Regions from separate parts of the Homo sapiens genome. Here all the other regions are linked to region 1. The links are chromatin loops, found by intact Hi-C in ENCODE. Cell type or tissue: dorsolateral prefrontal cortex. All regions are shown on one strand.

The links. A loop is a pair of places that touch in the nucleus more often than their neighbours do. Peaks named below come from ENCODE experiments on the same cell type or tissue, not always from the same donor. Only the 100,000 strongest peaks of a DNase experiment are listed, where the experiment ranks them.
Region 2: a loop joins it to region 1, with 2.4 times the contacts of the local background. A loop is called at or near these places in 3 of 110 quality-filtered maps.
Region 3: it touches region 1 in a loop (3-fold over the local background); 13 of 110 quality-filtered maps call a loop at or near these places.

Annotation. Positions count from the first base shown.
Region 1 is chr2:190,799,711-190,807,710 of GRCh38, reverse strand. No RefSeq gene overlaps it. Among named protein-coding and RNA genes, the nearest start is that of GLS, 77 kb to the left of the region's middle. In dorsolateral prefrontal cortex, a CTCF peak has its summit at 3,313; no DNase peak of the experiment used is centred here; H3K27ac peaks cover 1,247 bases.
Region 2 is chr2:190,676,785-190,684,784 of GRCh38, reverse strand. It overlaps NAB1 (NGFI-A binding protein 1), which reads right to left. Exons shown (of 10, transcript NM_005966.4): 7 at 958-1,047. Among named protein-coding and RNA genes, the nearest start is that of NAB1, 32 kb to the right of the region's middle. RefSeq lists an enhancer at 5,998-6,047. In dorsolateral prefrontal cortex, a CTCF peak has its summit at 4,296 (motif pointing right); a DNase peak (open chromatin) is centred at 4,274; H3K4me3 peaks cover 881 bases; H3K27ac peaks cover 4,755 bases.
Region 3 is chr2:190,340,163-190,348,162 of GRCh38, reverse strand. INPP1 (inositol polyphosphate-1-phosphatase) reads right to left here and starts at 4,574. Exons shown (of 7, transcript NM_001128928.2): 1 at 4,202-4,574. It overlaps LOC124906109 (serine/arginine repetitive matrix protein 1), which reads left to right and starts at 3,114. Exons shown (of 1, transcript XM_047446773.1): 1 at 3,114-8,000. The coding sequence starts at 3,847. The coding sequence ends at 4,725. RefSeq lists silencers at 3,879-4,208, 4,279-4,588. In dorsolateral prefrontal cortex, a CTCF peak has its summit at 3,797; DNase peaks (open chromatin) are centred at 3,782, 4,082 and 4,362; H3K4me3 peaks cover 2,788 bases; H3K27ac peaks cover 4,707 bases.

The DNA.
Region 1 (8,000 bases):
TCATGATTTACCAATACTGGTTATTGCCTAGATTTTATCCATGGACTCTCCATTGGCATCATTAGTGATGAGAGCTGGAAGCTTGAGCACACCCTGCCATAAAGTTGTTTGTAACAGAAGACATAGTTTGTACTTTGTTTTCTCTGTTTCAGTTTTGGTTTCCACCTCTAATTTGATATATACCAGTTATTAATCTGGTTGATTTGCTACAAATGAAAAGTTTAAAAAATTAATGACAATCTATACAAAACTCACATAAAACCATTTGAGTCTCCCACTAGATGGCACAGGAAGAATATGGCATATCACCTAATTCTCAGGCTAGGCTAGATAGAAAATGTCTATTCCTATGATCACATGACTCTGACTACTTTCTCTTAAAAGTAAATATAAATAACATCTCTGTAATTTTATTTTTTCTTTAACAATAATTTATCTTAAAGTAGACAGAAAAATGCATGTGGTTTAAAATTCATAGTAAATAGGAGAATATTATAAAAGTTTCTTAAGGCCAGGTGCAGTGGCTCATGCCTGTAATCTCAGCACTTTGGGGGTCCGAGGCAGGCGGACCATGAGGTCAGGAGATTGAGACCATCCTGGGCAACATGGTGAAACCTTGTCTCTACTAAAACTACAAAAATTAGCTGGGCGTGGTATGCTCCTGTAGTCCCAGCTACTTGGGAGGCTGAGGGAGGAGAATCGCTTGAACCCGGGAGGTGGAGGTTGCAGTGAGCCGAGGTCGTGCCACTGCACTCCAGCCTGGCAACAGAGTGAGACTCTGTCTCAAAAAAAAAAGTTTCTCAAACCATTTTTAACAGATTAAAACAATTCTTTTTTTATCAAACTATTTTTTTCATTAATTCTTAGTAGTCAATAGTTCTGTTATTGTGACCCTGGAAGACAAGGCACTGTCATCTGTCTCCTACAGATTTTAGAGCAATTAAAAGTGAAGCAATCCATATTCATTGATTAAGAGGGAACTATCATGTAACCTGGGTAAGTCAGTCCATATCACTTTAAGAACGCTAAACAGTATTGCTCAAGGTTAAAAAAAAAAAAAAAGGAGAGAGAGAGAGATCTAACACCATTCTTTAACGCCTGGCCACTAAACTAATGACCATCAATGACAGAACCTGCTTAATCCCCATATAATTATCCAATATATTGAATCCTAATTTTTTTTGCTCTTCACCCCAACCTTGCCCAAGTGCCAGTGTAGCTCTACTTTAAGAATATCAATAGAATGTGATTTTTCACAAGCTGCCATAAGTAAATGGTGGTAAGCCAGAGTTATAATCTGAAAATGCAGCTAGTTTTTTGGGGGGCACATTAGGACTCAAACTTCCTAAAACTCCTACTCCTGAGTTACCTGGAGAAAAGCTACAGCAGATGGGCATCCAGTGCTTGGAAGGGCTGCTTGGTCCTCAATACAGGGCCCAGTAAATATATCTTTCAATTAAACTCCAACCTTTGATGTAACTGGTATCGTGGTGCCACAAGGATTCTGTTCAATATATATTTACTGAATACCTTCTTTGTGCAACACTCTGTGCTGGACCCTGGGCTAGCTTAAACAACCTGATTTGATTCATGGTGGGCAGCAGATAAGAAGGCAGAATTAGTTCACCCTCATAATGGTCTTTTACTGCAGCAATGGCCAATAAACCACCGAGTTTGCAACACCAGAACCCTAAGGGCACACTTAGCTTGAATCAGAGTGTCTCCTGGCAATCATAACTGATATTCAATCAGAGTTCCCACTGAGTATAGATGTACTACTTGACTCCATTCCAATAAGTGCAGCAAGCTGGAGCAGAAAAACTAATCTTTGCTGGGTCTCTCAACGCATGATTTTTCCTACATTGTGCAACCCTTATATGCCTTTCGTCATTCATTCCTATCAGAATCTCCTAGAGTGCTTATTTTAATGCAGATTCCCAGGCCCAATGTAGATCACTGTATCACATCTCTGTGATACAGGAGGCCATAGTGAAAACACAAATGAACCTGTTGCCAGCCATCCATGAGACCACCACGGATGCCCCACACATCGCCAGGGTGATTTGAGGGCCTCAAGATGTGAGTTCCTTAGCATGGTTGGGGGCCAGAGACGCCACAGTTTGAGCTTTGGCATTAATGTGCTCTTCCTTTCTGTTGCTTATCTTAGGTAGGAACCAGTTGACAAGTGTCCTCTCCCAGCACAAGGAACTGACTCTGGGCACTGAGTATAGATTTTACTTAAAAAAATGTACAATTTTACTTACAGAAAGTTACTCAGCTGGGATGTTTCACTTCATCATTAAGGTTTTCTTGTTTTCTTCCTTCCTTCCCTTCCTTCCTTCCTTCCGTCCTTCCTTCCTTCCTTCTTTCCTCCCCTCTCCCTCCCTCCCTCTCTCTTCTTTCTTTTTCTTTCTTTCTTTCTCTTTCCTTCTTCTTTTTCTTTCTTCTTTCCTTTCTTTCTTCCTTCCTCCCTCCCTCCCTGCTTGCTTGCTTTCTTTCTCTCTCTCTCTTTCTTTCTTTCTTTTTTTTGTAAGAAACAGGGGTCTCTCTCCCCAGGCTGGAGTGAAGTGGCACACAATCATAGCTCACTGTGGCCTCAAACTCCTGGACTCAAGAGATCTTCATGCAGTCTTCCCAGTAACTGGGATTACAGGCACGTGCTACTGCACCCAGCTTTCACCGTATAAGTTAATTGTTAACTTCACATAAGTTTTAATACCTGCAAAAATTATGTGACTCTTCCAGATTCCAATCTTTTCTAATTTGCTAAAGCATACAGCCATCAGAAGTCAACATGCAGAGAAGCACTAACACGGAGTCTCTGCATGTCTTGATAAATGTTGCTTTGATGCAGAATTCAGTTTGGGCAACTTGTGTAGAAGGATGGTCAGAAAGTAATTTTCTGTTTGTTGGGGTGTGTGTCTGTGTGTGTGTGTGTATGTATGTATGTATGTATGTATATGTATATGTGTATGTAAAGAACACAGGTTCTGCAATTAGTCCAGTGTTGTTGTTCTGGGAATTTAAATGTTTTCATTCTCAAAGCAGTTCTGCTGAGTAGAAATTTTCACGTTACCCCATTATACAGACTGAAAACCTGAAGCTTGAGTAGTTTGCCCAAGGTCACATAGCAAGGAAGATCACAAGGCAAAGGAAGATCTTGAACCCTCTAAAGTTCACGATGTTTCCATTATGTCATGCTTGTAAAAAACATGAAAAGAAATGTTTATAATAAAAGATATTAAGTGATAAAACTTCCTTAACAATTTTCTCCTTTGCAATATCAGAAACCTCCAGCAGGCTGTACCCCTGAATCAGTTTTCTAATTGAAGCCATTAAACAATGATTTTCTCAGTGCTTCGGTTGTCGTTGGGTTTTTTGGTATATTATTTTAAATTAAATCTACAACAATAATTTACAAACTTTCACAGGTACAACTGAAAGTCAAAAGAAAATATTGTTTTTGATGCATTGTTTTTAGGTACTTAACTGATTTCTTACGTTAAAATACTGCCCTATTACAATTGGTTGTGAAAATTACTGATGCTTCCACAGCTAGGAATAGAGTTTTATTTCATTCTACTATTGTCAAAATCTACGCTTCTTCATTGCAGGCTACCACATAGACTTAACCTGATTTGCAGAAGTGTGATTAGTTTATCAATATGTCTTCAAGTGTAGCCAAGGCACAATTATTTTAGAATTACCTAAGACAGTTGTTGTGAAAGCATGATCCTCAACCAGCATCATCAACATCAGCAGAGTTCTTGTTAGGTAAATTCTCAGGCCCTACTCCAGACCTACTGTAACAGAAACTCTGGGAGTGGGATCCAGCAATCTGTGTTTTAACAAGTCCTCAGGGTAATTCTGATGCACACCAGTGGATAAGACCCACTGACCCAGGATATTTATTAGAAGTATAAATTTCTGATCCTCACCCATATCATATCAGAATCTCTGGGGCCTAGGAAACTATTTTTTACAAATATCAAGATGATTCTTAGGCACATAGAAGTTTGAGAACCACACTGGTCCATGTGGTATGATTTGAGGAGACAAGGAAGGATCCTTCTCTGAACATTTCTCTCCATTTCTTGATCAAAAGTCAGTTAATTTTGTAGAATTAAGCAAGAACGTCCTTATTAATTTTTAAGTTCATTAATTCACAAATATTTTAGGATGATTTATTTTATTAAACAGGTATTTCACTCTCAGGGGAGAACAGAAGAGTGGACAATTAAAAGGGAGGGACATTACAAACACAGACTACAAAGGCCTAATTTACATATTTTACCTTACAGTCACCCAAGATCTGATTTGCATATATTTCACCTCTTTCATTAGGGAGTGTATCATAATTTTACTATAACATGTTGAGTCTAACATCCTTTGGCCAAACCTTTCCCCTTCCAAAGAAGACCTTGTAAAATCTACTTGGCAGTAATCAAGCAATATGCATAGAGTGTAGGTAATAATGTATTGTAGCATTTATTTGTTGTGTGTGGGGTTTTTTTTAGTGTAAATAGAATCTGTATATTCAAGACATGAGTCTCATAGGATAAATAATCTCATTACTTTGCAATATCACTTAAACTTTTTTCAAACAGTATACATCCAGCTTATTGACCAGACTAGACACCAGATAATTTCCTATTGCTTTAAAATAAATACAGATACAACATGGATGAGCCTTGAAAACATGACACTAAGTGAGAGAAACCAGACACGGAAGGACACATGTTGTAAATTCCATTTATGATAAATATAAAAAATAGGCAAATCCAGAGAGGTAGAAAGCAAAGCAGTGGTTAGCAGGGGCTAGGAGGGATACTGTGAAGTGACTACTGCTTAATGAGTGAGTATGAGGTTTTCTTTGGGGGTGATGAAAATGTTGAGGAACTAAATCATGGTGATGGTTGCACAACATTGTGAATGTACTAAATGCCTCTGAATTGTGCACTTTAAAATGGTTAAATTGGTACATTTTATATTGTATTTTGTGTATTGTGTATTTTACCACAATTTTTACAAAACATACATACACAAAATAGAAAATAAAATAGAATAAAATTAAATCTCCTTTCAAATAATGAAGATTGATAGTAGTCAGGATATAGAAAATAATGTGCCTCAGGAATTCTAAAAGATACGCCCCAAAATATTCCAAGAAGTGACACTAAAGTGGGGGATATGTCAGGTTACAATTTTTGAAAGCCAACACTCACTTTAGATATATGCTTTATGTTGCCAGAAAAACAAAGCAACAGCAACAACCCCCCGCCACACACAAAGACACACACACACACACACACACACACACACGCACATGCCAAAAAACAAAACCAAATAAAGCCAAAGATCACTTAAAATCAGACAACCAACCACAGAGCTGCATACATAATTGTGATTGACATATTCACAGTCAGGCCAGTCAGAGTCCCAAGAGATCAACTGGGAGGCGGGGCTTCTGCAGCAGCAGTGCCTGGTTAGGGTCTCACACATCACCACAGAAAGACATGGATTGGGGTCTGTGACTTACCCATATAGCTTGACACCCCCAAAAGCCACCAAGCCCCCAGAGTAGATATGGGTCTCTCCTATGAAGTAATCTAAGATTGGGGATTCATTTTTATACTTGCATTAATTTAATGACTCTCAGTGTCTATATCACTATACATAAAGGCTATTGTTCTCATTTTACTCCTTCAGAGAAGGAGATATGTACAGCTATGATCTCAATTCTTGCCCGTTTCTATTTTCCTTCCCACTATCTAGAAATCAAACTGCCCTCCTAAAAATTCATCATATCCCAACGGGTTAGGTAAAAAACTTTGTGTCCGAAAGCTTCCATAGAAATCCTGGAGATGGTTATGAGCTGCTTTAAAATGAGATAAAATGGTATCTGCTTTGCCTTCTGAAGGGCTGCTCTTTGTGTGGGTGCTTTTGTGAAATTCTGTGTCACCCACGCTACCCATTACAATGCTCACAACATTCACATATTTGATCCGGAGGAAATGTAGCTGGCACTGTTTTTATTCCTGTTACCTCCTGTCTTGAAGCAAAATGCCAGTGCTTCATGCAGCGTGGAGTGGTAAACATCAGCTGGGGAGAAGCCTTTATTTAGGGAATTTATCACAAAATGGCTTTCTGAAGATTAATACTGAGAAAGTGGAAGCACGGTTTAGTAAGTATAGCATTGGTGCAAGCAGATATTTCCAATAGGCAGTTTCCAGTGCATACATGAACATCATCTCTACTGTGGTCTCCTATCTTTGTGTATAACACACAGGTTATTCCGCTTTGTATGCCCACCAATGTATGCATTCATAAAACAGATCTTTATACTATTAAGGAGACACAATATAGGCCGAGGATTTAATATAGTACTCATAAAATTTGAATTTTTTGAAACCTGCCAAATGGATAAGATGTTTGCTCTATATTAGTGACTATCATTTTGATGTGAAACGTACTTTAATGAATACCTGACAAAGAAACCTTTTAAAGAAATGATTATCTTTGACATGAATATATTCAGCTCGTGTTTATGCAGTGAAATCTTAACTAGCTAGTAAAAATGGCACAATATTACGACGAGTATAGAAAATACTACATAAAGAAAATATAAAGGCTGCCTGAAGAGTTAATGACTAATTCTGTTATCTGAATTGGTGCTTCAGTGACGATTGCTCTGAGAAAAGCTTATGTTTAAGGTATTGTGGGTGCAATCTGTACATCTGAATTACACCCAGGGCCTTATTAATGCTATGTGTGAAATTATGGAAATTACCAAAGCAAAAAAGCTTTATGTTTGCATTCTGCTTTCAGATATAAGGCAAGGTAATTATATTTAATAACCCAGTGACTACATTTTATATCTTAAAATTATAAAGTAAGAAAAAAATGGAAAGTGCTTGCATGTGAATGTAATCATACCTTAAAATGATGACCTCAATCTTAAGCAATGCACTTTTATCTTTAGATAACATGTTAAAGCAAAGGCAAATAACTATTCTATCATACAGTGGTCTAATTGTGTTCAGAGAAGAAGAATGACAAATATACAGCAAATGGTTATGAGACGTAGTTTATAATGACAACTTATTTATTATTAACCTGATGAAAAGAAGGCTTAATTGTGAATTTGTGAGCCTTCACAACTAAACAAAAGATCAGTAAGCAAGCAATTCATGTATTGTTCTCCATTTCCACTGAAGACAGCAGCTTAAATTAGTTAAACAAAAGAACATTCTTAACAATATGGCTAAGAATAATAAAAGTAGGAAACACTTCTTGGAGATTTTGGCCATAGAGGGCATGAATCTATAGGTAAAGATTTCTCAGGTGGCTGAAGAATAATTATATACTTCTTGCTGATCATGTGATTCTATGAAAACCTATTGTCTAAATTAATGCAGTAGTGTTTTGTTCCCAGTGAGGGATAATGTCTTTTGCATTTAATGTAAATTCAGTGTTGTCAGCATTGAACTTCACTAATTTAGAAAGTTCCCACTGGTCATTAAGAAAACCCAAATGAGGAACTCTATGTTCTTTGTGACTGCTAGTCAATGATGGAATGGGGTGTTGGGGAGAAACTAGGGGATGTAGATAAAAGGATTGGAAAATGGATAAGAATTAGTGAATAAAATTAAAATAATTTTAATTTTTAAAAGTTAATTAATTAAAAAAATTAAGGACAGTGATTCTCAATCCTGGCTGCAATTAGAATCATGTAGGGATTTTTTTTTTTTAATATCAATCTCCGGTTTTGAAATACCAGTACTGGCCTAGGGTGGATCCCTGGCATAGGTCTTTTTCCAGCCATGTTTGAGAACTGCTATTCTAGGACTTTTAAGGATCTGCAGTGCTCCTAAAATTAAGCAGAGTATGATGGTTAAAAAAACAACTCTACACCAACTATTGCTGCAGAGTATTTTTTTAACATAAGATCCAAATAAATGTTATCAACTGCCCATCAATCCATGGATCTATGAGTGGTG
Region 2 (8,000 bases), 120 kb after region 1:
CTTATATGTGATATTCAGAGCAGTGTATTTGTGGTATTTTGCCAAGGAGATAATAGTCAAAATGCACAGATATGAATCACTACCATGCTATATAAGAGAGTAGGACAAGAAAGCTGCTATATAAAATTGGTTACAAAATGCCCTGATTCACAATGTAAAAATCAGTAGGTAAAATATATTAATTCACAGAATAAACATGATAAACACACTATTTTTCTGAGTGCATATAAACCAAATCAAAAGTAACTACAACTTCATTTCATTTGAACTTGTTACTAAATTGACAAAATTTAAATAAGCATATCTGAGGTAAAAAATGTATTTTTCATCCTAACATGAAAAAAACAAAACTTAGCAGTACTAAATTTGATCAAAAGCAACTTATTACAAAGAAGCTGTTCAATAGGAATAAAAGTTTACAGTGCTTTCTAAAAGATGATGTTTGCAGAAAGCATTTTAAAATTTTAATTTCAGTATACAGACAAAATTAAATAACTTAATGGCAAAAGCACCTGAAGCCACATATTCATTTAATAGTTTTTCAATAAATATGAATTTAAAAGATTTAACAATAATTACAATGTTGACTATTAATATTTTATTGAGAACTAGTATTATTTTATCTCAGAGTTGCATTACACACAGCCATGGTCAACATGGCTGGTTTTCCTGATTATCAAACTGTTTAAGTTTTCTTGAGCAGAGAATCTGTCTCACTTCCTACAAAACTACAAGAATAAATAAGTAGCACCATATCAGATTCCGTTCATAAACTGAATCAAACCAAGTTGTTATTGCTCTCATGTTGATACAGCTGTGGCTCAGATGACGTTTTAAAAAACAAACGGAAATAAAAAGTCAGGCCTCAGATACTTAAAACTGAAGCTAGTTGAAGTAGTCATTTATTTTTTAACCTTCAGATACTATCATGGAGTAATAACTGGGAGTTTATGTTACCTGTGAACTAAGAGCTGCAAGTTCTTCACTCTTAGCTCTAGCCTGCTGGAAGAGTGTTTGCACAGAATCCTGGAAATCTGGAAACCCATCCTGTGGGTCAAATAAGAAGTCCTTTATATTTAGAGTTTGTAAATAATAAAATATTATCAAAAACTTGAAAATAAAGCAAACTCTTAATCTCACTACCTGAATAATCATGATTAAGATTTTAATGGTTATAAAATATTTCATTTCAGCCTTTTATGAAACATACATTATTTTCTACAGCTGTAACCTCAGTAGAAACATAAATAAGATGAAAAATGTCATCATTCCTATTGTTTTACACTGGAAAGAAGGCTTTATGATCATTGATAATAACGGTTATATAACATTTCACCTAGGCTGGGTGCAGTGGCTCACGCCTGTAATCCCAGCACTTTGGGAGGCCAAGGTGGGCAGATCACCTGAGGTCAGGAGTTCGAGACCAGCCTGTCCAATATGGTAAAGCCCCATCTCTACTAAAAAAAAAAAAAAAAAAAAAAAAAAAATTAGCTGGGAGTGGTAGCACACGCCAGAAATCACAGCTACTAGGGAGGCTGGGCAGCTACTTGGGAGGCTGAAGCATGAGAATCGCTTGAACCCAGGAGGCGGAGGTTGCAGTGAGCCGAGACTGCACCACTGCACTCCAGCCTGGGTGACAAAGGGTGATAAAGTGAGATTCTGTCTCAAAAAAACAAAAACAAAAACAAAACACATAAAAAACATTTAACCTAGTGGGGGGTTTGATTAGCCACTATCCTCGCATTGGACATTTTTTATTCTTTTCCTAATTTTTGGTTTTATGAAAAACACTGCAAAAATATTTTCATGGAGATAGCATTTTCGATAGCTTAGATTATCTACTACAAAAGATTCCCAGAAGCAGAATTACTGCAGAGATGATATTTTTGTGCCTTATGTACTTTCGCTAAACCTATAGAGGGCCTTTACTAGTTTATCATACCACAAGCAATACATGACAATTTCCTTGTCAGCACTAAGAATTCTTGTTTTCTTAATTTATGCCAATTTATCTATACTTTTGATACTCAAAAATCATTTAATTTTTATATGCCTGTTTTATATGCTATAGTTGTACATACTTTTATTTTGTGATTTCAACTGTTGCTATAAAGTTTAGAGAAATTCTGCTTCAGAAATTTGGTTCAGTACTTAAATCTACCCTCTAATTTTTCTAAAAGTTTGATTTGTTTTTTAAATTTAACCCTCTGACCTATCTGAAATTAATTTTGTTACATGAAATGTGGCTAACGATCCAAACTAAATGTTCTTTAAAGTGCTAACCGATAATCCCAACCTGAATTGCTCAAGGATTCCTTCATGTTGGCTTGCGATTTCACCTTTATCATAACCTATGACAGGAAATGGAGCTTTGGAATTCGAAAGGCCTGTCACCACTCACTAGCTATGTGACCACCGGATGAGTAACTTAACCTTTCTGAACTTCAGTTTCCTCACAGGAAAATTGAGGATAGGAGAACCTATCTATTAGGATTGTTGTGAGGACCAAATGAGATAAAGCAAGTGAGATAATGCCTTCAGCATGTAATAATTACTAAATAAGTAAGTATATCAATACATACTAAATTCCCATAATAAATAGGGCCTATCTGGGGGCACTGGATAAAACTTCAACTTAAATTACTTCCATTTTATACTTGGTATTCCACCTACTTTTTTCAAGGTTTTCTTTTTTTGACTGTTTATTGCTCATGATCATTATAACTACAAAATATCATGACAGCATGGTTTTAGTAACTTTAGTGAAACCTCCTAAAGGACTCCTCACAGAAATTAGCATTTACAATTAAACTCCAAAACATTATTTCTCCCCTTCTTTGATAAGCTATATATTTGCAGCAGAGGGCAAATCCTTAAAAACCAAAGTTCTTACAATACACAGCAGAAAAAGATGGAATAATGTAATAATAACAAAATATTTTACCTTATTTGGGATATAAGATAGTGGTTCAAAAATTTTCCCCCATCAGGGTCTTTTCAATAAATTATTTCTCCACTGCAGATTTCTTTCAAATATTTTATCTATCAAAATACATTCCCCAAGTAATAACTAATTTGCTATTTTTAAAATTCAAAGACATGATATAGAGCCAAGAGCTAATAAACTTAACGTCTTAAGATGGTCCTATGTAGCTTTATCATGGGCCAGTATGTAATTAGCACTTTTGAAGTGTTGAAAATAGCCACTCTTCTAGGTTTCCATGTTGGCTCACAGATGTGTATGGAACATAATCATAAAATAAGCTAAAATGAACTTCATATAAGTGTATACAGTCCAAGCTAAATCCAAAGTTCCCTTTTTCTTAGCCATTCCAGTTTTCTTATAAATAAGTTTTCTATTTAGACTGAAAAATCCAACTTTCTCTTTAGCAAACCCCCACCCCACTGGAACTGCTTAAGTTCTCAAGTTCAGTGAGGTAAGCTAGTAGAAGAGTTAGAACAACTTCAATATAAGCGGTTATCATTTTCCAGGGGTCTACAATATACCAGTCCCTATGTTCTATATTTTATGTTCATTATTTCATTTAATCTTCATCACAGACAAGACTGGGTTTCCTTTTTTTTACAGCTACAACGCTAGCTTCAAAGCCTATGCTCAGTCCATAAATTCAGAGTTACTACCTTTATGAAACTCACAAAAACACAGGCATTTCTATAAACAGAAATTATAGCTCTGTTTTTCATAAGCTGGACGGGCTTTAACTATATGACTTGCAGAGTTCAAAACCCAACTCTACTACTTATTTGCTGTGATACTGGGTAGATTATTTCATCTCTCTGTGTCTATTTTCTCATCTATAAAATGGGGATAACAATAGTACTTAACTTGCAGAATCATTTTAAGGAAGCAGAAAATTCATGAAAAATACTTAACACAGTGCCTGGCCCATAGGAATTACTTGATAAATGTTTGTTACTGATATCTGTTAAGTTCATCCAAAAAGCCACCAGATTTAATCAGAGTAAAGCATCATACTGGGGAAAAAAGAGAAATTTTATGGACAATTACAAAGTACAGACATCTTAGAGAAGGAAGAACTCAACATTTAATACTAAAATCAACCAGAGAATATTAAGCACATTCGTGGGGAACTATCTCAGTGAAAAGAACACTGGAAATCTAGAAACATGTGTTTATACATTCAACAAAAATGTCGCATCCACCCAGCTGATTCATACACTGTACTCAATATGGGAATACAACGTCAAACAAGATGGCCATGCCTCAGGCGCTCCTGACAACACAGTCCAGGGAGGGAAATGGACGGAGACCCAGAGCACAGCAGAGGGCGCTGTGGCAGAGCAGGCATCCCAGAGGCCAGGGTGTCTAGGCTGAGAGTTCCAAAAGAAAGCAGCTGGTACAGATGCCTGGAGGCAAAAAGAACAGGGCACACTCTGGGAAGCCGGAAAATATTCAATATACACTGAAAAAGAGGGAGTGGTGAGGGAAGGTGGAAACACAGGGCCAGATTCTGTAAGCCCTTGTAAGCTATGTTAAGAATTTTAGATCTTATCTTAAATACAAAGAGAAGCCATTGAAAGTCTCAGGGAAGAGACTGATCGGATTTGCATTTCAGAAAGCCCATCACATGTGAATGTGATGGGGAGAATGTACGCGGAGGAGGGGAGTTCAGGGTGGTGACAGGGACACTGGTTAGAGGGCTGCTGGTGAAGGCCCAGCCCTGGACAGTGGCAGGTGCCGCAGAAATAAGGCAACTGAGAGTTTGGTTATGACATTCTCTAGAATAAGGAACTCAAGATCACGAGGTCTGGGAGGGGCCAGAACACTGATGAATTCGGTTGAGCTCATTTGCTAGTGAGACCTCCGTGTGTAGATAAGCCAGGTAAGCAGGGGCAGTGAGTTTGGAGCTTGGGGTAAAATCAAGGCTGGAGACCCAGATTAGAGGGTTATCAGTTCATCAGCAGAATCTGAGTGGAGTGCACCAATCAGAATCCCCATGAGCCCCAATGCCTCAATACTGTTTCTGGAAGAACTTGCAGGAGAAAGGTATGATCTAGGCATTTCACATTAGGAACCAGCTGTGTGATCTCAGGCAAAAAAGTAAACCTCATTATTTCCAGTGATCCAAATTTTTAAATTAGGATTACACCACCTGTGTATCTGCCCACTGGAAGTTTGTGGGGATTAAATAAAGTAACGCAAATAAGTGAACCTTGGAAAAGTACACATTGCCATACAAATACCTGGTGGCACTAAAGTCAGGATTATTCAACCATGAGAATACTGAAAAAGCTGGATGGGGGAACCTCAAACTCTACATGTGAAAGTTGCTAGAAAATGGACACTATTCCACCATTAATAAAGATAAATAAAAGCCTAAAATAAGTAATAAATAACAATTATCCAAAGTAATCAGTGATCTCTCTGCAACTGAGCACATTAGTCATTATTTACTCCTACAGTCTTGACAGTTCACTGTGGATGGAAAAACTACAAAATCGAGTAGCTATCACTGCATGTCACATAAAGTAGATTTAAGGTCCCCAAAATATATGACTTAGAAATAAAAGTAAGAACATTCCCAAGAAACTGGTCTCTTTCACATTATGTGTGGTGCACAATTTCGTTATGTCTCGTAAGCTTGTTTCCCAGGCACCAGCTAGCTGCACCATACTATGAGCAATCTATCTCCATGTCATATTTTTGGCTGATGCCATTAATCACAGTGTTTCCTTGCTGACGAGACTCTGGGTCTGATCACTGAGAAAATAAAAGCTATGGGACGGAGGCTGGTGCATGACCTAATTACTCTCATCCCATTGGTCTCCATCCCCATGCCTCCTCATCCTTTCTGCCGAACACTAGCAAGCTGCTTTAAAGCCACTGCTTAGCTGTCTCTAGATGACTTGTTACAGCAGATGTTCTCAACCCCACATGTGCATTTTCCTTTTTTCTAATCACACTTTCTGTATGAATAGCATATTGTAATGCTTCTGTTTTTTCTGATCCAGAGGGGAAGAGTCTACGTCAAATTAGACCAGCTTTCTTTTCAACAAGCTTAGTAGCAGCGTAGGTGGATATTCTGAACCTCTTTCCTCCCCCTTCCTTGCTCTCCCACCCCCACCTTGCTGGAACTGCTAGCAGATGTTTCCTTTAGGTCTTTCTTCTTCAAGCCCCAGTTCTCTGACTTCCTGGGCTCTATTAACAAACCTCATTTCTTTCATCCACTTATCTCTGAATGCTTTGCACCTCTGACTCCCACAGGGTCAAGAATGCTGTCATTTCCCATCTCTGCCCAGTCTCCAGCAATTTCAGCGAATGAAGAAAACTCAAATGAGAAATAGCACTCAGTCCAGTTAGTCAGCTGCCATCACCAGGTCTGAGACTGTAGCTTTATATATCCTTCCTCCCTTCTAAGATGTTACTTATAACATTGGAGTTAATAACAAATTTGTTCATGGAACTGAATGTGTTCTTAATGAAAAAGAAAGGTTACCAATTGAATTCACTTTTAACTAACATTTAAAAAAATTTAGGAGAAGACAAGAGAGCCAGGGACTTTGGCTCTTGATTTTTCATCCCCTTGAATGAGCTGTCAAGCCACCTTAAATATGTTCTTTCATAGGTAGGACATAAGGAAATCAAACTAATTTTTCTGATTTACTCTGTGTATCTTCCCAACACAAGGTTTTTACTCATAAACAATCAGCATATCAAATGAAAATTTCTTATATTTAAATATTTTGTAATTTACATTGTTAAATTTTCTACTCAAAACTTGTAACTGTTTACTACATAACATTTCTTGGATTAGAAAATAATAACTGCCACCATCCACCCTTTTCAAAGACTACCAGTCCTGCACACATTTCGCCCTTCACACGGTACTAGGAGGAAAGGTATAACCCCAATAGTGTTTTTTTCACAGGTAAGATGCTTTGTGAATAATCATTAGCACCTAGGAAGGTGGTACTGCTTTGACATTCAGGAATCAGACATAGATAGGAAGCCCCGGCTCTGCTACTGGATAGCAGTTTGGCAACACAGGTGAAGATACTGAGCCTGTCTGGGTCTCTCCTTGGCTGTAAAATGGAAATCATAAAGCCTCCACATAGGTTAGACAAGAATGTTTGTGATAATGAATTCCAAATGTCTAGTAGGGACTGACACAAAATAAAAGCAATACAAAGTAGCGATTTTTACAATTGCCCCAGAATGAGAAGATTTAATTAGATCTAATTCAAAAGATAAGTAAGAATAAACAAAATCTATTTTCATTTCAGCTGAAAGTGGACTCACAGAGGGCTGTGTTCCAGTGGACATGTTATTCATTCCGTCTAAGCAGAAGGATTCCAACCTCACTTACTAACTAGCTGAAGAAACGTTTCCCTAGAGATTTCATTCCAAATGGTAGGTTCCTTAAGGCACACCTAAGCTAGCAGGCGATCTTTTTCTCCATGTCCATCTCATATATTCTAGGAATTAAAGTTCAAAATCTGTTTTTTAATGTTTAACATACCCTGTAAGGAGGAACACTATTTAAGGACAACAGATTATCTTGATTACTTCTATGCAATGTGTATACTGCTATTTTTTTTTTAAATCAAATAAGTAACTATCCTTTAAGGGGGAACAACCTACTACATAAATAAGAGCTTTCCAGGTAGAAAAATCAGACAAGTCAATGAATTATAACTTCATTCCACCCAAGCCTTCATGTATAGATCAGGAAAACACAGTATTTAGGAACGAAAGATCTTACTGAGCTTGAACACAGCACTACTTGTATTAGTGTACCCTAATGCATTAATAATGACAAGCAAAAAAATGTTTCTCTTTCCTTTACATGTCAAATTATTTTGATGTTATTTTATTTTATCTGCTCAACATTACATTTCTTTTTGTTCCCTGTAAAAATTATGTTTTTAAGATGGAAAAAGCCAGCAATGTGGCACATATGCTTATTGTTATAAAGGATTTTAGAACACTTAAAGATTTGAAAAAAGAGAAAAACTTG
Region 3 (8,000 bases), 460 kb after region 1:
TTTTGTTTTGTTTTGTTTTGTTTTTGAGACAGAGTCTCGCTCTGTTGCCCAGGCTGCAGTGCAGTGGCACGATCTTGACTCACTGCAACCTCCGCCTCCCAGGTTCAAGCGATTCTCCTGCCTTAGCCCCCCTAGTAGCTGGGATTACAGGCACGCGCTACCACACCTAGCTAATTTTTGTATTTTTAGTAGAGACCAGGTTTCGCCATGTTGGCCAGGCTGGTCTCGAACTCCTGACCTCAGGTAATCCACCCGCCTTGGCCTCCCAAAGTGCTGGGATTACAGGCGTGAGCCACCATGCCCAGCCTCCATCCTCATTTTAAGAGTTGCTGATAATGAAAAATTATGGCATCAATTTAAGTTATGCTTTCCTTAAGCAATGTTAAAAGAACAATTTTCTTTGGTCACTTGAATTTAACTCCTTTGATATGAATTATTACTCTCATTTGCATTGAGCAAAGCCTACCACTGTCACTTTAGAGGAAAAGGGCAAGTTTAAATATCTATTGGTAAAGTTGGCAAATATTTAAATTAATTTAAACATGGATAATTTACTATATTTTAAATATTTAGTTGGTTAAAAATAAAAACAAATGAGCAAATAACACACACTCTCCATCCCCCCCCAAAAAAGGAGAAAGAAAAGCAATGTAAAGAGGAAGAAGGAAAAGGAAAATAAATTCTGACATTTTCCATTATGGTAACTCATCTTGTCAAATTATTTTATAGGTATTTAATATTCTATTTCTTTAATTTTTTTATATATAACTGACCAAGTTTTAGGGCCAAATAAATTTTTTTTTCTTTTTTGAATGGGGTTGAGAGTCATTTTTTAAAAAGCTACAAATAAGGAGCCAGGTGTGGTGGCTCACGCCTGTAATCCCAGCACTTTGGGAGGCCAAGGCGGGTGGATCACGAGGTCAGGAGATCGAGACCATCCTGGCTAACACTGTGAAACCCCATCTCTACTAAAAATACAAAAAATTAGCCTGGTGTGGTAGCGGGCACCTGTAATCCCAGCTACTCGGGAGGCTGAGGCAGGAGAATCGCTTGAACCTGGGAGGCAGAGGTTGCTGTGAGCCGAGATCACACCACTGCACTCTAGCCTGGGCAACAGAGTGAGGCTCTGTCTCAAAAAAAAAAAAAAAAAAAAAAGCTACTAATAAGGTATTCAAATTTGCATGCCTGTCTTGCCTATAATTATTTAATCAGGCACATGGAAGAGGTAACAAATAAATCTATAATATGAAAGAAATTAGGCTGGGTGCAGCAGCTCACACCTGTAGTCCCAGCATTTTGGGAGGCTGAGGCAGGAGGATGTCATGAGCCCAGGAGTTTGAGACCAACCTGGGCAACATAGTGGGACCCCATCTCTACAATTTTAAAAATTAGCTGGGATGGTGGCACGTGCCTGTAGTCCCAGACACTCGGGAGGCTGGGGTGGGAGGATTCCTTGAGCCTGAGAGGTGGAGACTGCATAAGCCATGATCACACCACTGTACTCCAGCCTGGATGACAGAGTGTGACCTTTTCTCAAGAAAAAAAGAAAAAAAAGAAAGAGAAATTATTAGGTACAATATTTTGCTGTGGATTACTAGTTACAGTAATCTGCATTAGTCATCCATTAATAAAATGCTCTTATCACATTCAAGAAATTGAATTAACATTACATACCACATAAAAAAGACTAAACATGCAAAAATATGTTTGCTAAATTTGATCAGCAGAAGCTTGACCAGAAAAAAATATAAAAGTTTCAGATTTCCTAAATGAGTGGCCTCATCATATTAATAAAATCAGTTTCCATATATGAACATTTTATGTACAGGAGTCCTAATAAGTTTTATCAACTATTCATTCCAACAATAGTCATTTCCCACCTGCATTTCCCAAACTCACCTTTTTTGTTGTTGTTGACTATTTTAAAATTTTATCATTTTTGTCTATTTGAAATATCTCCTTTCTCTTAGAAATTCTGATCCAGGAAGTCTCAAGTTGCAATCTGGGAATCTTTTAAACCACTATTATACTCTACCCACTCCCCGACTTGCCTACTACCCTGAGGAATTTTACAATCAGACAAGTTTGAGAAACAGTACCCAACATCAATCACAGGAGACGGGAAGCAGAACTTTTATTTTTTTAATTTTAACTTAATTTTTATTTTTTGAGATGAAGTCTTGCTTTGTCGCCCAGGCTGGAGTGCAGTGGCGCGATCTGGGCTCACTGCAACCTCTGATTCCTAGGTTCCAGGGATCCTCCAGCCTCAGCCTCCTGAATAGCTGGGACTACAGGTGCTTGCTACCACGCCTGGCTAATTTTTGTATTTTTACTAGAGACGGGGTTTCACCATGTTGGCCAGGCTGGTCTCGAACTCCTAACCTCAAGTGATCCACCTGCCTTGGCCTCCCAAAGTGCAGGGATAACAGGCGTGAGCCACCACGCCAGCCAGAGCCTTTATTTCTAAGCTCTCAGCCAAACACATTAACATAGTTTTATTAACTTCATTACAAGATTCAAAGTATTTTAACAAGAACATTCATAAGGACTCACATCGGGAAAAAGTGCTTATATACACCATCCTCACCTTTAAAAAATGAAGATGACGTTTGTTTTCATTGATCACTTTATATAACATAATTATCTTTTAAGCAATTTCTGTATAACATGAAATAGAATGAGACATTTTCTAACTGTTATTAGAGACAGAATTAAAAAGCAAAATAAATATATAATAACCTTTATAACTTTTGTCTCACAGGCCTTCTATGTCAAACAAGAAATTATCTTTTCATTTTTTTCAGGACTATAACAAGGAAAGCTATAATTTAAATCTATAATAAGGTATATCATTTTAAAGGGCATTAGTCAAAGCTGCAATTTCCAAGCAAGCGGTGGTTTAGTCCAAAAGCTTGAAAAGTGGTAGCTTATTCTACACAAAAAGTACAGTGTAACTCTATGTATTTGACATAATTCTCTTCATGACTAAGCTGACTTCAAAAGTAGTATAAAAATCCATAAAAACTTAAAAATAAAGTAGGCTCTACATAAGAATGGAAACAAATATCTGTATTGAAAAAATGAATTCTTCCATTGCCTTTATTTTTTCCCTTATGTTCTCTATTTTAAAAGGTAAGAATGAGATCACTTAGCTAATTCACCAATCAAGAGTAGTTCAGTGGATTACTTTCATCCTTATACTATTATCAAGTTGAGCAGGGCTGATCCTTATCAACTTTTCTGGCTTCAAAGCTAGGAATCAGTGTAAAAGGGCTAAAAAATCTTTTACTCAACAGATGGGATCCACTTAAGTGGTCTGTCCATACTTTTAACCCACTGTTCTTTTGAAGTGAACACCATCATACAGTGGGCAAACTTCTGCTTATTCAACACTTTAAAAATACCTTTAAAATGAGAAATCTCCAAAAAACAAGCCGTGGTTTCTTATAAGTGTTTTTCACAGATGTACTAAAGTAAGCGTTTCCTTTCACACTCTTTGCGCCTAACCGTCTACATGATAGGGCCAAACCCAGGTTAAATATTTTTTTCCAGCTACCACTCTGGACACACCAACTAATTATGCACACCTCACAAAACCACCTTTCAAAATGCAGAGAGAATTAACAGCAAGGAAGTAAAGATTTTTCTAAATATAGTCCCATCATATTTATTTCACACTCATCAAGTAGGTCACTGGAGGTAGCTGGCAGCTAGGGACACTCAGATGCATCTCTCAAAGCCAAGGCTGAGACCAAGGGGTCACTGACAGCTGCGCCATCTACCTGTTGCAGCTGGGCCACTGCTCTGGACAACTGTCAGATCAGCTTCTTCGTCCTACAAATACTAATGACTGGATTTTTAAAATCGTTGTTTGCCACCCTTTCTTCCCGCCCCCCAACCCCATCGGGCCGCTCGGGCAGGGCCAAGGGCGCCGCGGGACTCACGAGCTCCCCTCCGCGCTGGCTGCAGCGGCGATGCCGGGCATGCCTGGCCGGGCCCGGCCGGGGGCGGCCTCGCTGCCGGGGCAGGGACCTCGCAGGCCGGCGCGCAGAGGCGAGGAACCCTCCCGGCGCCATCGACTCACCTACCCGCGGAGAGGCGACGGCGCGCGCCGCTCACCAGCCCGGGCCCCAGATCCAAGGAGGAGGGGCAGCGGCGCGGGGACCCTGTGGTGGGTGTCGTAAGGAGGAAAACGTGTTACCTAAGCCGGGGATGAGGACAGAGCAGGAGGCAGCAGCCTTTCCCTCGAGAAACGGAAGCGGCGGGGAGCAGGAGGAGGAGGAGGCGCGGCCCGGGCGCGAGGTTAGGCGAGGGGCGCTGGGCGTGCGGCCGCAGGCGCGGCCAGAGGACGAGGGTTGGGGAGGACGGCGGAGGTCACGCGAGCGAAGGCGAAGCCCCGGCGACGCACGGCCCCGCTTGGCTCGGCACCGGATCCGAGCTTGGCCTCAGCCAGGCCGCCGCCCCCGGCTTTCCCGCGGGACCGCGGCGTGGAAACGCGCGCTGCCGCCTCGGGGCTCCCGGGACGCGCGGGCCCCCCACGCCTGCCCGAGCCGGGCGTCCGCGACGTCACAAGTGGAGCGCGATGATTCAGAGGGAGGGCCAGGAAGGGAAGGGCTCTGGGGTCAGCTTGGCCACGGCTGCTGTTTCCTTGTCGCCGCCCACGAATTCACTTTTAAATCTTCCTCCTCCATTCATCTGTACTCTCATAGGGGACTGCGGGTTTGACAGATGGGTTGGCAGCTGTGAAGATGGACTTCCTGCCAGTGGTATCCGGGTCCCACTGTTCTAATGGAAATGTCAGGTGTACTGGATGTTCCTCAAGACACAGCAGTGTCTCTGGGCCTTGCCTCTTAAGGAGTGGGCCTCGGGCCACCTGGACAGGAAGCGCATCAAGGGTGGGGAACTTATCTCTCTCCAGCCTTTGGTGCTGTGATACTCAGTGTACCTTAAGGATGGTTTGGGTTGAACCTAGGTAGGAATGGGTGTTGGTGGGCGGGGTGGGGGTGGGGGGAATAGAAACCTTAAAAGGGCAACACAAAGTTTTGAATAGAAGAGGCCAAGCAGCCTCGCCCAGAAGCTGATGTTTGTGAATGTACTGGGCCTTCTAAAGCGGCGCTTCACACACCTTTTCACTTCTTGGCACAGGTAGGAAAGGATGATATTACAAGGGTCAAAATGGGGGTAAACAGAAGAGGCTGCTCCTGCAGAAGGCTTCCTGCAGAAGCCCTTGCACTTGGAGGGCTGGGAAGACCCATGCTGTATCTGCATCCCTGTCATTCGTTTCACGGCATCCAGTTGGGAAGCTCTGCTTAAAGCTTTGTCTGGCACGTTTTCTTAGCTACATTTTTCCACTCCAGCTGAGACTGCCTCACTGAGTTGTCAACACTTGGTCTTCTTCAGCAGTGAGGAACCAACAAGACAGGAGGCTGGGTCAATACTCAACTTGGCAAACTCCAGGAAATGGTGCTTAAAACGTTTGGCTTCTTGAATGGAATTCATGGTACTGCTCCCAGCCTGCACCTGGGTTCTCCAACTTGAGACAATTTCTCCCCGCATCCCCCCACCCTTCCCTGGCTTTCACTCACTAGCAAGTGGGCTGCTTCTACTTTCTTTCTCACATTCATTTCTTAGGTCCATTCTCAGAGCGGTTAGGATTACTGTTTAATTAGCCTCATAATCATATCTATGATGGCAAAATCAAGAAACAATTTAAACATGATTCTTAAAAGTAAGGAGATAAATACCAGAGACATAGAAGGTGAAAGAATTTGCCTCTAGGAAGCAGGAATTTAAATTTGGGGAAGACAGGGTGGAGCAAGGGATATAAATCTAGTCCATTTTTCTTTTCTTTTCTTTTCTTTTTTTTTTATTTTTAAGATAGAGTCTCACTCTGTCGCCCAGGCTGGAGTGCAGTGGCATGATCTTGGCTCACTGCAACCTCTGCCTCCTTCGTTCAAGCGATTCTCCCACCTCAGCCTCCCTAGTAACTGGGATTACAAGTGACTGCCACTATGCCCAGCTAATTTTGTATTTTTAGTAGAGACGAGGTTTCACCATGTTGGCCAGGCTGGTCTCGAACTCCTGACCTCAGGGGATCCGCCCAGCTCAGCCTCCCAAAGTGCTAGGATTCCAGGCGTGAGCCACTGCACCTGGCGGAATCTAGTCCATTTTCCACTTTGCTACCACACATCTGCAGGGTTTCTTGCTTGCTTAAAAGCTTTCATTGGCTCCCAATCTCTGATAATATCAAGAGCAAGTTCCTGAACAACTCATTCAAGACCCATCACCCCTCGCATCTGTCAACTCTGCCCCTTGAATATTACACCTCATTTTACTACACCACATCTAGTTCCCTGAATATGCAAACAGATTTCATACATTTGCACCTTTATACATGTTATTGCTTTTGCCTGGGAGAGTATTCTCTTGCTGCTATAATAATAGCTAATGACACTGTGCTAAGTACTTTCTGTGATTTATAACTGTTAATTCTTACATCAACCCTATGGTAAATGTTACTGTTATCTCCATTTTATAAACAAGAAAACTAAGACTTAAAGAGTTTAAGTGATTTGCAGAAATATGTAGTATTTGGTGAGGCTAAATTTGAACCCAGCAATCTGACTCCAGGACTAACATAATATTACCTATTCATCCTTCTAAAATGTTTCCCAGACACTAAATTTGAACAGGATTAAAAGATTTAAATGTTTTTAAGTCTTAAAAGGGCAAGGAGAAAATACAAGTGAATTGCTTTTAATCTCAAACTAAGCATGAAACAACGGCTGAAATTACAAAGGAAAAGTGACAGATCTGACTGTTGAACTTTTAACTTCTTTTATCCAAAAAAAAACCCCATAGAATAAAATTTAAAAACAAGTAAAAATTACAAAAAATTTGCAATATACATGACAGATAAGCATAACATTAAAGAGAACTTAGAAAGAAAAAATAGCCTACTAAAAATGAGCAAAATGCAAATTCGTCATCATGAGAGAAAAATGTAAATGGCCAAACATTTTTAAGAGAAGTAAAAACTTAAAACGATAATGCACCATCAAATTGAGAATAAAATAATACTCAGAGCTAGTAATTTGGGCCAGTGACCCTTGGAGTAGGATGTATAGCAACTAAAGAAACTCATACATTACTGAGAAGGGTGTAAATTGGCTCAACGATTCTGGAGAGCAATTTGACAGAATGTAGTGAAAGCGTCAAAAATGTTCACACACTTTGACTTAAAAATTACATTCCTGGAAATTTATAATACAAACATTTTCTATAAAAGGTCAGATGGCAAATACTTTGGGCTTTGAAGGCCACATATGTCTCTGTGGCTTTTCTTTTGTGTGTGTGTTTAAAAAAAAAAAAAACTGCCCCCCCTCCCCCCACCCTTGTTAGGCCATTCTTGCATTACTATAAAGAAATACCTGAGGCTGGTTAATTTATATGAAAAGAGGTTTAACTGGCTCATGGTTCTGCAGGCTGTACAGGAAGCATAATGCCATCTGCTTCTGGGGGGGCCTCAGGAAGCTTCCAATCATGCTGGAAGGTGATGGGGAGCAGATGTCTCACATGGTGAGAACGGGAGCAAGAAGGAGTTGGGGGGGAGGAGCCACATAAACAATGAGATCCCTGTGAGCTCAGAGTGAGAGCACACTTATCACCAAGGAGATGGCCCAAGCTATTCATGAGGGATCCGCCCCTATGATCCAAACACCTCCCACCAGGCTCCACCTCCAACACTGGAGATTATATCTCAACATGAAATTTGAATGGGACATCCAAACTGTATCACCCCCAAAATGTAAAGTCTCATCACAGTACATTTGGTAATGGCCAAAAGAGAAACCAAACTAAATGTCCGAGAATAAAAATTAGTTACAACTAGATACACGGAGGCAAGTTTTTAAAAAGTGTTAAAATTTTAAAATGTTGCAGAATGGTATCTATTGGATAAAATAGTATTTATGATTTATTAAGTGGAAAATACAGTTTAC